2 separate regions of the Homo sapiens genome follow, and region 1 is linked to region 2. A link is an interaction called in ENCODE POLR2A ChIA-PET data of the cell type or tissue named here. Cell type or tissue: A673. All regions are shown on one strand. Each heading gives the region's core, and the rest is flanking DNA. Links, peaks and the distances in the headings are about the cores only.

Evidence for each region. ChIA-PET counts read pairs that join two places held together with the same protein. Peaks named below come from ENCODE experiments on the same cell type or tissue, not always from the same donor. Only the 100,000 strongest peaks of a DNase experiment are listed, where the experiment ranks them.
Region 1: POLR2A ChIA-PET joins it to region 2 with 7 read pairs; 3 of 35 experiments call an interaction of 5 or more read pairs at or near these places.

The regions. Positions count from the first base shown.
Region 1 is chr13:36,696,465-36,704,270 of GRCh38, forward strand. It overlaps LOC102723490 (a long non-coding RNA gene), which reads right to left. Exons shown (of 7, transcript XR_001749825.2): 5 at 4,996-6,566; 6 at 3,460-3,556. SERTM1 (serine rich and transmembrane domain containing 1) reads left to right here. Exons shown (of 2, transcript NM_203451.3): 2 at 1-1,375. Among named protein-coding and RNA genes, the nearest start is that of SERTM1, 26 kb to the left of the region's middle. In A673, for the core only: no CTCF peak of the experiment used is centred there; no DNase peak of the experiment used is centred there.
Region 2 is chr13:36,836,219-36,844,024 of GRCh38, forward strand. No RefSeq gene overlaps it. Among named protein-coding and RNA genes, the nearest start is that of RFXAP, 21 kb to the left of the region's middle. RefSeq lists an enhancer at 3,902-4,636. In A673, for the core only: CTCF peaks have their summits at 4,694 and 5,405 (motif pointing left); DNase peaks (open chromatin) are centred at 3,943, 4,723, 5,363 and 5,773; H3K4me3 peaks cover 359 bases; H3K27ac peaks cover 3,562 bases.

The DNA.
Region 1 (7,806 bases), core at 1,663-6,662, 140 kb before region 2:
ATGTTAACATAATACTCTACATTAGGATTTCAGGATGTGAGTTTGTATTAAAAATTGTAGGCACTCAAGTTGTGTAGCTGCTGGGAGCTTTAGGGATCCTAGGAGCTGCCGTGCTGCAGGCAGCAGAGTATGTCTGAACTCGGCGGGCGGGTGGCAGGGGCTGTCTGTGAAATTAGGCACACATGTGAGCTCAGACATGGAATGTGGAGGAACTCAAGCTGCCCCTAAAAACAAAACAATCAAACTGCAGCTCCTTAAGAGTAAGAATTTTAATTTAATTTTGAAAATAAATGGCCCACAGGGTAAACACTGAACTTATTCAACCTACAGGAGGCCACTGCATCAACACGCCACGGTCTTCCCATGGCAACTGAATCATTCCTTGTTCAAAACATTTAATCATCTTAAGCAGTGGGGCTTCAACACACCGTTTGGTTAGATTGTGCAGTCAGCACTCTCCAGTGATTAGAATGGGGGAAAGAATCCACTATTTGTACAGGGTTTATCTTTATCATACTAAAATGCTGAGTGAGTGGAGGTCTGGGAATGAAAATCAGAAGTCTTCTTCTTCTTTTAATTCATAAGCCTCACTTAAATCAGAACACATTTAACTATTTATATATCAAAAACGTCCCCAAACACCATAAGACCAGCACAGAGTTGCTGCCCTAAAATGTATAATTAGTGAAAAATTTACCTCTGCTTCCATTTAAAGCATGGCAGTGGGTTGGGTGTCATTATGTAGTATAAAAACTGGACTAGATAAACTGCTATTTTAGAGCATTATTAGCATTCTCTGAATATATGTATATATACATATATATACGCACACACACACACACACATAAATATATATATATATATATATATATAAACTCACATACTCCCAATTAAAAGTCGTGTGAAAGCTACACAGGATTACAGAGGCATCTATATTATCACTTTTGCTCTTTGACTAATCCTATGCTGTTTTTGTTATAGAGAGAAACAAGGACATGGATGAAGTGATTTTTTTTTAAATAAAAGGACAAATTTGCCACACAACAGAACAATCTGAGTATGATCTGTCCTCAGGGTATCTTTATATCCTTTCCATGTGAAAGAGATATAAAGAATTCTGACAGCAAAACTACTTTAAAAATCAAATCAAATCAAATCCACAAGCACACTCCCATTCCTCCCCTGCCGCAATGGTTCTTGCTCTCAATGTTTAGTAGAGAAATTAAGAGCCACATTCAAAGATGGAAAATAAGATTTGTCATTAGAAGCTTGCCAAGGTAACAGATTGTACAACTTGAGATGAATTCATGTTGTTTAAGAAGTTCAGAAAGGTTGGAAGATGGGTTTATAAATAAAGAAGTGGAGTCCATTGAAAGCCTGGTTCTTTGATTCTTTTCCAGTGAGGTGATTTATAATCTCTTCTAGAGAAGAAGCTTTTCCTAAGAGTTTTAAGCATACACCACACACACACAGAGACGTATAGACATATATTTACATATAAATATATCACTCCTTTTCTGTACGTTCTGTCTGAAGCAGGGTCAGTAATGTGTGACCCAAATGTCAGCCTCTCCCCAGCCCTGCAAGGATCACCTCCTTCTGCGACAGTGAGTCCCACATTTCCCAGATGAGAAGAACGATCTGGGTGCTTCGACAATATAGAGGATCCCACGCCACACCCCAGACCTTCAGGAGTGGAGCCAGAGTATTTCTGGATATTTTTAACAAGGACTTCAGGTGATGCTGATGATCAGCGGGGAAACTGGCAGAGGAAGGATCACATATATTGTGCTTACGTATTTGCAGAGGACAGGGGTCTTACCTCTCGGCCACTGCCCTTGTAACTGCAGTTGCTCCCAGCTGAGCATCCCCTGCACAGCTCAAAATCCCCACTGGGACCTACTTTCCTGCTCCAGTCTGAATCCAGCCACCCTTCTCCTCAATGGAAAGCTGCTGCTGCTGCTGCTATTGTAATAAACTTGGTGGAAGAGGGAAGTGCAAAAAGTCACATGTCTTTCTTGTCCTGTCTCTTAATTCCCCACAAGATGATATGCATATAACAGACTAGGTTAGAGGACTGGGGGTAGCTGACAGGATTTATAAGATGAGAGAAAATATTTTACATTGAGTACTAAGTAAGACTATTCCCACAGTCCAAAGGAAAACAACAGCATAACTAGGAAAACATTATCTAGGAGAAGCACCAGTTTCTATCCTTGCTCCCCTGTCTTGAAGTCAGCCTCCCACCCGTCTGAGAGAGGCTGCCACTTCAATCTAATGCCAGGTCCCACTCTCCGACTCTCTGTTAGAAAGTCCCCTGGGATACGTTCCTATCAGTCCAACACCCTGGACCTAAGACTTCAGAGAGTCTGAGTTATTCAAGAGAGAATACTCCCAGGCTGTGTGAGGATGGGTGTGGTATGGATGGAGTCCTGGAGGGAGGTCTGTAGCAGAGGAGTTCACGGTAGGCTCTGGATCTCCCAGGACCAGCTCTCTGCAGTATCTCTCCATCAGTGAGAGGACAACTGTGCTTCTCTTGCTTCCTGGTTATCCAGCCAGCCCAAGCATGCATTTGTGTGCATGAACACACATACACACACACACATTAACTCAGACATACGCTCTCCTTCACCCACACATACACCATCCAAGAACAAACCATCATCCCCAGTGTTCGAAGACAGCACCTCAGTTTTCAAAGTCCACTTACTTCAATTTCCCCCTGCCTTCAGTGATGAGCTGAGCACAGTAACTCCCTCTCACTCAACCTTCTCATTCAAAACCATGCCTAAACATCTACCACTTAGTAAGAAACATTTCCTACTAATACTGCTTTTCATAGCAACAGTGCTCACTAGCCCCTGTAGTCACTTCTGACTATGCAGAGACCTCATCAAACCATTGCAAGTATAGCTTTTCTTTATGTTGGATTGGGTCCACTCTGGGTTAGGGTGTTTGCCACCCTGGACACTGTAATAAGACATTATTATCAATGGGAATTTATTAAATAAATGAATAGAAGTGGTGTTTGGTTTTCTGTTCCTGTGTTAGTTTACTGAGGATAATGGCTTCCAGCTCCATCCATGTCCCGGCAAAGGACACGATCTCATTCCTTTTTATAGCTGCATAGTATTCCATGGTGTATACGTACCACATTTTCTTTATACAGTCTATTATTGATGGGCATTTGGGTTGATTCCTTACCTATCTAACAAACCTGCACATCCTGCACGTGTACCTCAGAATTTAAAATAAGAATTAAAATAATAAAATAAAATAAATGAATACATCCTTTGGCACTAGATAAAACAGACAGATATAGTTCCTGCCCTCACGGAGCTTATAATCTAGTAAGGAAGATATAAAAACAAATGAACAAACAATATGTATAATTGCAATTGCCATTAGCACTGTGAAGAGAATAAAACTGTGAAATAATAAGCAACAAGGGAAACTCACCAGGCATAGGTGGTCAGGGAGGGCCTTCCTGATGAGATCATAGTATTTGAAGGGTGTTGAGAGTCTTCTCCACAAAGGGATAGCGTCTACAAAGGCCCTGTGGCAGAGAAAGGCTAGGCTTGTGAACAGAAAAGTCAGAGTACTGGGATCCAGAGCATGAGTCTAGAGAGGTGGGCAGGACAGACTATGTAGGAACTGGTAGGTTAAAGTAGTAACTTGGATTTTATTCGGAGGGTGACAAGAATCCATTGAAGGATTTTAAACAGGTAAGTTATATAATTGAATTTTTGTTTCAGAAAGATGACTGTAGATGCTTTGTAGAAAATAAACCAGAGATGGACAAAAAGTCCTATTCAGATCCACCCTGGGTGGGGTATGGGAGTGGGTGGTGAGTTGTTCTCCCAGCTACAAATATCTGCTCATCTTCTAGCCATGGAAACGGCCTGAGCTGAGAATGAGTGTTGCCACACACACCCCTCCCTCCTCCTCCCGTTTCAACCACGCTCTCACCTCCCTCTCTCCCTCTCCTGGTCTCTCTGTCTCTGTCTGTCTGTCTCTCTTTCTCTCTCTCTCATACACACACGCACGCACACACACACACACACACACCTTCTCAGATTCTTCTCTCCTCACCTAATGTGTCCCCATTTGGCCCTTGTTTAAAGTATTTCAATCATGTTTCAGTCCATGTAACTATTATTCCAGTACTTTTAACATGATATGTGACTAATATTGTAATGAAACTCTAATACTGCAGCAAAGTTGAAGCATTTAAAATTGTTGCTCCTTTTAAAATTTTTTAAAATTCAATTCTCAAAACAGCTATTATTCTTGATGCACTATATGGCTCATTCCTATGATTCCAGGCTCTTGTGGAGAGTTAACATTTTTGGGTGGTTTCTCCTTGGTTATCTATCTGCCCTGTTTAGCTAACACTACATGCCATAAGACATAGAATTTGGATTCAGACCAAGACCTAAATGTTAACTCTACAACCTTAGGCAACCTTCTGAGACTCCAGATATTGGTAACTAGAAGAGAATAATAACCTCCTTACAATGTTGTGAGAATTAAGAAACTATTTGTGTTAACAGTGGAGGGTGTCCAGGTTCTTGGAGTCTTGAACAAAGAATTGGACAAAATGCACAAACAAAGCAAGGAAGAAATGGAGGGTTTTATTGTAAAGGAAAGTACACTCCATAGTGTGGGAGCGGGCCTGAGCATAGGGGCTCCAAGTCCACACTATTTAGAATTTTGGGAGTTTCAATATCCTCTAGAGGATTGGGACACATACTACATAAATGAAGAGGATGAAGTAAAGTTGCAAAGTCATTTACTTGGCCTATGCCCTATGGAGAGGATATTTCCTGTCATAGCTGAAGTGTGAATTGTCCTTATGTTTCCTGCCTCCAGACCGTATTTTCCTGCCTCATCTCCTCCCTGAGAGATGTGATCCCATAAATCTTTATGGGAGGCAGAGGGACCGATGATCTTTTTTGGTAACTGCTTCATGCTGGCTTGGGGCATAGTCCTTACCTATTGGGGATCACAGAACTCTCCCTGCTCTATCTAGTGGAGGCAGGGTAGCTTCTTGATGTCCAAGGGTGGTGTCTTCACCTGGAACTGGCTGAAACCTTTGTTGCATCATCATCTGAAGCTTGATGGTCTCTAGGTGAGAGGAAATGAATTTGGTTAAAAGATTTAATGGGAACTTCAGGGGGTGGATACCTATGTTGTCAGAAATGTTTGTTATAGAGATTTGCAGAAGAAAAAAACAAAAGCTAGTCTGTTGTGGAATCCAAGCGTTTCCTTAAAGTCTTAGCACAAATGACTCCATCTGTGTTTGCTTTAGTCTGTTGGGGCCCAGGGCATGAGTGCATGAGCTTAGTCCAAAACAATGGCCTCACAGAGTTTTGTTTTAAAAATCCCCCCTTTTTGGTCAGGTTCTCACTTAGGTGAGTGTGCAACCAAAACTTAGGGCCTTAGTGCCACTTCTCAGTTACCAACATTTTGGGTTTCCAGTCTCAGCACATCATTTATAGGTATGGTGTCCTCATGGTTGAACATTTCTTTCAGCTGTTGTCATTCCAGTCGAAGAGAGACCATTTGATGTTCTAGAGATGGCTGCATGCAAGCATTTAAAACCTTTGAGAGAATACAGTGCACCAAGGAGACTACTATTATCACTACTGGAAGGAAAATACCCAGAGTTCAGAGTATGCTCCTTAACCAGGGTCCCTAGAAACCAAACCACCTACACTTAAATAGTTTAAAGAATGAGCTAGATGAAGAGTCTACTCACTTGACTAAGTGGTCTTTTCATTAATCCCCTACACTGAATTTTTATAATCTGCATTTGACCTGTTTCTCCATAGGCCGCAAGTGTCAGCAGCTGCAGAAGAACTTCTTTGTTTAGCCAATTCTATTTAGCATAACTTTCAAAGAGAATTTAAAATCTGTTGTGTAACGATAGCCTTTAAAGTAGATTTGCTATAGAGCCTATCATGAGGGATACATTTCTAATCATTGCTTCCTTTACTTTAAGCCATGGAAAAAGGACTTAACAAATGATGCCCTTCTAGGAGAGTGAAGACCCCCTGGCAATGTTCTCTTTAACCCATGATGTGGGTTAAGAGGGATGAACCAATATTTTGTTTTTGAGTGATTATGGGGCAACATATGTACCACTAAAGTTTCTTACCTGCATTGGGCCTTCATCTCTATCAAAGTAGAAGGTTATCCATGTATAAGGCTGGCTGCAAACTTCTTCACAAATAAAAGTATACCCCATAAGTGCACATAACAGACCCTTTTTCCACTTCTATTGTTAGTAGAGATATAAGCAAGAAAAAATATTCAAAGATAAGAGTTTCATGATAGTAGAAGTCTTACTCTGTGAACTTGGGAAAAGCTGTTCACTTCAAGGATGCCATCTTCTTCTTCTTGGGAGAAATTTCTCTGGTTAGCTTTACCTCAAGGGTTCCAATGGGTGCACAATTCCAAAAGTGTGGAGGGAACCTTTTCAGTGGCGAGACCATGAACCCAAAGCCCAGGGTCCCGAAGTTTAGTTGCAGTGAGGATGGTAAGGAGAGTCTTTCTCTGGTGTTCTCAGAAGATTCAAACCATAAAAAGCTTTTTTACCTGGTGCAAATACACTGTAGCATAATAATCTACTGTGATAACATCAGCCCTCTCACGTGGGAAAGCTTTTATACAACCAGAAAGCATGCATTGGAAATAACAATTGAATGAAATCCCTTTATAAAATGTTTAAATGGCCCACAAGGTGACCAAATGTACATGAAGCTTTAATTGTCTTCCCAGGAATATGGGACCAAGCATTGGTTATAAACTATCTTAAAAATTTCAGTATCAGCTGGTTTAACATGAAAGTCTGACAAAGTATTTTATTGGTATTTAATTAATTTTTGTTCTACTTGGGTTAGTAGCTTTATACAAGGAAATTTGGTTATTTGTGTGGTTTACAATAACTTAACATAATACCCATAATTATAATTGATAGCATGTACTATTTTAGGAATCCCATACAATTTTGGAACATATATTAGTATTATTCACAAAAAAAACTTAAAGAACACGGAACATCATTTTGGCAATCCCATGTACCTAAACACATCAAATAATCCTGTTTACCTCCTTTCTGGATGTTTTCAGGGGCCCTCTGATCCATCCAGAAAGCCAGGCATTAGGAAAGACAATTTTGAAACTGAAGTTTGATTTTGGAATTCCAGATTATTTATTTTGCCAAAATAATGACTCAGAAATTTTAAAGAAGTAAAAACCTTTTACAAAACACACACAGAGACATACATTCTACTATTCTTACACACCGTGCATGTAAAACCGTTTCTAGTAGTCTTAATTGCATGTTACAATGGTGACTCTTAGCAATTTTAACTTTAATGTAAAACCTGGTAAGTTATGTTCTGAAAAGGTTTGACTGTTTGCAGCATAGCTAGGGGCATGGCCAACTCCACATGTTCCCAGGCCTTACCTAGCTGGAAAGCAGGCAAGTTAAACAATTTTCAAAAGCCAAATAAGCAGTTTATGACCTTAAAGCATTCAGCAAACCTAATATTGGAACATAATTTAGACCACATGTTTCCATTTTAAAGACATTGTATTTTACCAATAATCTTTAAAACCCTCTTTATTTCCCAAAAATTGCTAAAGTCACGTGAACTAAAAGGCATTACGCTTTCTACTTTCCTGATGAAATATTTGATTTAAGCTCTTATTATTATTAAACCAATTAATTTAAAACTTTACAATGGAGATTAGCCAGTTTGCACAGAGAGAAAGAGGCCAGAGACTGGCTAGTAAGAA
Region 2 (7,806 bases), core at 998-5,997:
GAAGATAAGTTATGACTAGTGGGATTTTCTGTTTGTGTTCCTCCTATAATTGCACCTTGAATGATTTACTCTTCTTAAATTGGAGACCACAGTCAGCACTAATAAGATTTTATACCGGTTGCCTTTGAAAATCTAATAAGCAGCAGGATATGTTAATAGTAATATATTAATTAACATTAAATATTAGCGTTAAAATTGTTAGTGTTTATTATGGTAATATGGTTATATCATTAAACTATACATGCATACCTGCACTTCACCATCATGCTGATTAGAAGCATCTGCAGAAACTTGTGGGGGGCATAGTGAGGGTAATTGTGACAGCAATCCTTTTCAGAAAATGAAGGAAACCAGCCAGTGTGGTGGCTCATACCTGTAATCCCAGCACTTTAGGAGGCCAAGGCAGGCAGATCACTTGAGCCCAAGAGTTTGAGACCACCCTGGGTAACATGGTGAAATGCTGTCTCTACAAAAAATACAAAAATTATCTGGGCATGGTGGTGCACACCTGTGACCCCAGCTTTTCAGGAGGCTGAGGTGGGAGGATCGCTTGAACCCAGGAGGTTGAGGCTGCAGTGAGCCCTGATCCTGCCACTGCACTCCAGCCTGGGTGATACAGCAAGACCCTGTCTCCATAAACAAAACAAAAAAAATGAGGGAAACTGAGTGTTACAGAGATCAATATTTTTCTAAGAAAACCTAAAATTGTCTGCTAGTATGGAAACTCAAGTTTGCTTCATAGCAGGGTGTGCTGAGACTCTTATTTTTGAGTTCCTCTTATACTTGCAGAGCTGGCCTTTTCTTTTTAAACTATCCATCATGACATGTACACCCTGCCTCTTGGGGTAGTTAGGTGAACGCTTTTGGCCAGGGAAATGCTTGTCCAAGAAAAAACAAGCATTGCTCTCTTATCTGGGTGCCCTTCTCTGGGTAACATGCCCAAATGATACATTACTGTGTCTCCTCTATTTCTTCTTCACCTCTTTAATGCCAACAACAAAGAATCACTTGCCTTTTGCAATTAGTCTCAGACATTTGCTACCTTTAATGAGTTATAAAGTCCACCCCGTATCTCACTTTCCTCAATATGTCCTGCTTTGTTAGCAATTGAAAGTCACTCTAGCCCCTGCCCAGGCCAGGGACTGCCCATTCTGAAGGGCAAGAACAACTTAGAACTGAGACATTCAGAGCAAATCTCAGGTGCCCAGTTTGGAGAGGAAGGCTGAGTGCTGAATGCTTTCTGAGCAGCAGATCACCAGTCCCTGAGTGTCTCTCTGGCTATGTGCTGAAGGTCAGATGCTGGGACCACTGTGGTGACTATGCCAAGTGCAGCAGTGGCAGGATCGGCAGTGTCCTCAGAGGCCAGTGCTGCCTGACTGCCTACACTGTGCCCTTGCTGGGAAATGTAATAGCTCATCCCTAGTGTTAATAATAGTGCTGCAGGATTTTTTGCTCCTTAGTTCAGCTAAATCTGGGTTCTTGTCTCACAGCCAGGAAAAGTTAGGCACAAGGGCACATTGAAAGGTGAAGAGGGCAGAATTTATTAAGTGAAAAGAAAACCCTCACCAAAAAAGGGGGGGGGGGGCCACCAGTAGGCTCCCACCTCACAAATTGAATACCAGGTCACCACAAACAAGCTGAAGAGACCAGGCTCCTCCCCTGCATAAGGCATGAATTCCTGGTGGCTCCACCCCATTCCCTCAGTGTGCATATGAGCCCTTAGTCTGAGCCATTCCATATTGATTTATTTCCGATATTGTGCACCTGTTAAGGGACAGAATTTTTCACCGTGGGCGTGTTTAGGCAAGCCCCCTGTGCACAATGACCTGGATGGGTCAGAGGTTCTCTGGGGACCCTTCCCTGTCTGCCTAGGCATTTGGCTCTCTCATGCCTCTATCAATAGGAGGCAGGAATTGATGGGTTTATTTCTAGCAACCAAAATGGCAAGCCTTCTCACATGATCTTGGAAAAGGAAGTAAGAATTTTGAACAGAAATCTCTTAAATAGCTGACATACAGGCATAGCAAGTTGAACAAGATATTGATCAGAACCAGAGTAGCAACCATATAATAAACTGCAGGTACTGCCTGTATTTTGTGATAAGCTGCTTACCTGAGACCTCTTGATGAACAGCAGGCAAAGTTTATCAACATTCCAAACACCTGAATGATAGGCACAACTACAGGTTTGGCTACTGTTTCCATGTGTTAGATAACCAAAAAGCCCCAAAGCACAGTGGCTCAAATAACAACCTTTTTTTTTTTCTTTTTCCTCACAATGTTGTGGGTCGGCTGAACTTAGCTGAGAGTTTCTTCTGGTAGTCTTGCTTGGGGTATCTCATGAGGCCGCATTCAGATGGGAGTGTGGCTGTGACTGGACAGTCAAGATGACCTCCCATCCTCCAGAGCTGGAGGCTTCAAACCAAAGGCCCCTGTGCAAATCCAACCCATGCTCAGTTTTTGTACTGCCATGAGCAGTAATTTTTACATTTGCAGTAATTAAACCGCTTTTACATTTTTTAATAGTTGAAAAAGAATTCAAAACAAAAATATTTTGTGATATGTGAAAATTATATGAAATTCAAATTTCATTGTCCACAAAGTTTTATTGGAACATAATCATGACCAAGCTTATTCACTTATGTATTATTTACAGCTGCTTTTGCACTACAGTGGTAGCACTGAGTGGTTGTGACAATCACAGAAACCACATGGCCCACAAAGCCAAAAATATTTACTATCTGGGCCTTTAGAGATTCTGCTGGCCCCTTCTCCAGAGCCTCTGTCCATAGTCATCTCTTTTTTTTTTTTTTTTTTTTTTGAGACAGAGTTTTGCTCTTGTCGCCCAGGCTGGAGTACAATGGTGCGATCTTGGCTCACTGCAAACTCTGCCTCTTGGATTCAAGAAATTCTCCTACCTCAGCCTCCTGAGTAGCTAGGATTAGAGGCATGTGCCACCACACCTGGCTAATTTTTTTTTTTTTTTTTTTTTTTTGTATTTTTAAGAGACTGGGTTTCACCATGTTGGCCAGACTGGTCTCAAACTCCTGACCTCAGGTGATCCACCTGCCTTGGCCTCCCAAAGTGCTAGGATTACAGGCATGAGCCACTGCACCTGACCCACAGACATCTCTTCATTCAGTAGTCTAGCATGGGGGCTTGCTCCCAAGAGTACTGTTCCAGGAAGACATGCCCCATTGTGCAAGTACTCATTCAAACCTCTGCTCGCATAATGCTTGCTAACATGCCTTTGGCCAAATTAGGTCACATAGCTAACCCAAAGTCATGTGGGTGGCCATCAACACTGGGATGTGTGTGGCTCGTTGGAGGTCACTGAAGTGAAACCTACCGTAGTTACACAGTAAGTCAGTCAAATTCTTGGTTTATTGGACAGCTGACAGCTGTTAAGAAGGACCCTATGTTAAAGGAAATGGATACAATCTAATAACATTAACAATAGATAATGGTTTTTAACCATTAACTTCCATTGATAATGGTTCTGATTAGAGCGCAAGATAACTAGTGAAACGAGAATTCCCTTATCCCCCTTGCGGGGCATGCGACATGGGTATGGCTCACTCTTTTGGTTTCCCTGTTGCTCAAACCCCTAGGAGGAGCATGCAGACGGGCAGGTGCAGAGGCCGTGGGGAGCGCTTCTGGGCTCTGACCTCACGGCAGCGTCTAGGGATGGCTGTCTGTGACTCCCGAATCCCTAGTGGGCGTCTCTTACAGTGTGCTCTTTCAGCTTTGCCGTCTGCAGAAGGATTATGTTAATCAGCTCGATAGACCCTCTGCCTTATTGCAAGGGCAGTGGCCAGTTTAACAGCTTTCTGTATCCCAAGTTCTTGCCCAGTGTACAAGAAGAATCGGATGACACGTGGGCTTGAAGGATGAGTGCAAGGTTTTATTGAGTGGTGGAGGCTCTCAGCGAGATGGATGCGGAACCGGAAGTGGGGGATGGAGTGGGAACGTGATCTTCCCCTGGAGTCCTGCTGTTCTCGGTAGACGGACGCCTCCTTCCTTCTCTGCCATGCCGCCCTGCCACTCCCGCTCTTTGTCACTCTCTGCCACTCTCTTTCTCTGCTCCTCTCAATGTCCAGCCACTTGTGTCTGTGCCTGCTAAGGTCTCAGGTTTCTAGGGCCATGGGATGGGGGCATGGCAGGCCATAGTGGTCTTGGGAAGTGCAACATTTGGGTGCGAAAACAGGAATCCCTGTTCTCACTTAGGTCTGTGGGCACAGGCCCGAGCGTGGAGCCCTCGCCTGGGGACCCCACCCTTCTCTACCCAGCACTTCCCTGCCTCCCTCTAGTATCAGTAGTAGAGTCTTGTGATAGGCTGGATAATGCCCCCACAAGATATCCATGTACTAATTCCAGGACTTGTTGATGTTGTCTTATGTGGCAAAAGGAACTTTGCAGAGGTGCTTAAGTTGAGGATTCTGAGATGGAGAGATCAACCTGAATTATCTGGATGGGCTCTAAATGTAATCACACGTGTCCTTATAAGAGGAACCCTTGCTTACAGAAGAACAAGAGATGTGATGATGGAAGCAACAGGTTAGAGAGATTCAAGAAAAGCATAGCCAGCCAAGGGAATGCAGGCAGCCTCCAGAAGCTAAAAAAAAAAAAAAAAAAAAAAAAAGAAAAGAAAAAAGAAAAGCAAGAGAACGATTCCCCCTAGAGCTTCCTGAAAGAACTAGCCATGCCACCACATTGTCGTTATCCCAGTGAGACAGATTTCAAACTTGTGGCCTCAAGAACTGTAAGGGTAAGAACTGTAAAATAAATTTATGCTGTTCTAAGCCACAAAATTTGTGGCACTTTTTTACAGCAGCAACAGGAAATTAATAAAAGTCTTCCAGTGGTAGGGGGTGAATCTCATTACGTTTCTAAGGCAAGCATTGCTTAGTATCTTGCTTATTTAAAAGATAAATTTAGCTAGTATACACAATAGTGGCCAATTAGATTGTATGCTATAATACTTGTAAGAAAAATGATTGCATACTCTTTGTTTTCTTGTTTGAGACAGAGCCTCACTCTGTTGCCCAGGCTAGAGTGCAGTGGCACAATCTTGGCTCACTGCAACCTCCACCTCCCGGTTTCAAGCTCTTCTCGTGCCTCAGTCTCCCAAGTAGCTGGGACTACAGGCACACACCACCACACCCAGCTAACTTTTGTATTTTTAGTAGAGACAGGGTTTTGCCATTTTGGCCAGACTAGTCTCGAACTCCCGACCTCAGGTGATCCACCCGCCTCAGCCTCGCAAAGTGCTGGGATTACAGGCATGAGCCACCACACCCAGCCAATTGCATACTCTGAATCAAAAAACCATTTCCCTCAAGTTAGAATATGCAATATTTATTGTACATTGAGTGCCCTCTGGTGCTTACCCAAAGCTTTCTAAACCTCAACCAAACTCGTAGAGATAAAGCTTATAAGCAGTGGGACAATTTGGAGCCTTAAACTCCCAAATTCTCAGATGTCTTCCAACATGATTTTCCAAAGCAATCTGTAGCATGTCTGGAGCAAGGATGGGGGGATCATGATTCAGGGGGCCCCAAGGAGGGTCTATCATAGACTGTTGCTTTTTAAAGTAACTAGTAGCAATGCTTTAAATTGTCATTGTAGATTTAAGAACCTGTAGTTCAAATGTCTCAGTTTAGTATGCAAAACCCTTTACCTCCAAGCTCCTGCCTATTTCTGCCTCTCTCCTTTATGTCAAGCCATCATGATTTATATGGTATAATGCCAATGGATCATTGTTTCACAAAAGTTCTTTCCATTCCTTTTAGTTCTTTTCCACTCCTTCAGCAAGTTGAAGAGCCCTCTCTTGTCCTTCAGCACTGAGCTTTGTATTTCCTTTTTATGCCAAACCAGGAGAAACAAATAGGAACTCTGCCAACTTTTGTTTGCAAACCCCTTTCACGGTAATCTATAATCTCACAAACTCCCTTAGAAAAAAATCAATTTAACATTTTTTCATGGTGTATGAAAGAAATGATTTTGTTTAAAATATTTTATTGCATATCAACATGTTTCAAACATTGTACTATAATCATTTCAGTATACCCTTCAGTATTTATTAAGACAAATTTCACTTTCCACATTCATTTAGTGATGGGCTATATTTAATTTGTTTTAAAATAATTGGGTCAAGAAAAGCAAGTGTGTTAACAAATGAATTGTAAAATGGTATTGTATTTAGCTTGAAGACCGAATGTATAAGAAAGTATATGCTGTTATGGCATCAAAAAAGACAAAACACTTTTACAGCATGATGTTCAGAATATTTGAAATTATGCTTAAATATCAATGGATTATTTTGATGATTTTTATTTATTTTTAATTTTTTATTTTTTTGAGACAGAGTCTCGCTCTGTCGCCCAGGCTGGAGTGCAATGGCACGGTCTCGGCTCACCACAACCTCCGCCTCCTGGGTTCAAACGATTCTCCTGCCTCAGCCTCCTGAGTAGCTGGGATTACAGGCACCTTCCACTACGCCCAGCTAATTTTTGTATTTTTAGTAGAGACGGGGTTTCACCATGTTGGCCAGGCTGGTCTCGAACTCCTGACCTCAGGTGATCCACCCGCCTCAGCCTCCCAAAGTGCTGGGATTACAGGCGTGAGCCACCACCGCTCCTGGCCTGTTTTGATAATTTTTCCTTCCTAAATGATGAGACTAGAGAGAAGTTAGCCTGCCACTTGCAAGCGTTCTCTTCAAAGAACACGTTGCAGGTGTGAATTCTCTTTGGCTTAAAAACCAAACTGAATATAATTTTCCTTATATTTACTCCATTTAACATTGGCATTTAGATTAAGAGTCATTCTGAGGCCTTGCCTAACATTTTTATTAGATGTATGCAAATAATGGAACCATCAGTGATCATGCGGAGGTAAACTTTCAGAATTAGTGTCTGTTAACTTGGTGTTATAACATCAAAATTCTTTATGCTTCTCATACTCAAATTCACATTGTGAAAATAAATACTTAGAATAAAAGCAATTTTAACTGTTTAATTGCTAAAACTACTTTTCCTTGCTACTGCTATGCAGCTGGATAACTATTTCCAAAATAAATCACAAGCACGCTTTTCTGATCCCTATCTGCTGTGCATGGTTACGTGATATGCAGTTGGAGGCCTGCAATGCTTTTTTTTTTTTTTTTTTTTTTTTGAGACGGAGTCTCGCTCTGTCGCCCAGGCCGGACTGCGGACTGGCAATGCTTTTTATTTTGAAAGGAGAAGCTAAATACTTTCGGATATTTTTAAAGAAAGAGCTAAAAATAACTACCATTTCTGCCTTTACAATGTGATCCCCAAAAGCCTTTCTAAACAAACAGTAGCTGGAAAATGCTGAAAATGAATAAATGGAATCCCTGTCCTTAAAGACATCCCAGCCTGGCAGAAAGATGGATAAGTAAACAACAGTGGGGTGCAGGAACTGATACTGACCATTGATGGGCACAAAGTATTATGGGAACACAGACAGCAGGCACTAACCTGCTTTAGGAATGCCTGGGATGATTTACTAAGAGAACTGCCGTGAAGGATGGCAACTTGGATCGGCCCAGAAGCCTTCCCTGGTACTCACCCAGGGCCTGATGTAGATGTCACTCGGTGGTCCCAGCAGCTTGTCACAGCTGACAGCACACTGCTTATTATTGGTTTACTTGTTCACCTTTCTCCACAAAATGGTAAGCTCCTTAAAAGTAGAAACTTTGTCATTGTATCTACAGTGCCTGCTGATGCATAAGAACTATCTGACAAGTAAATATAAGGAGTCTAGGATGATGAAAATACTTCTTCTC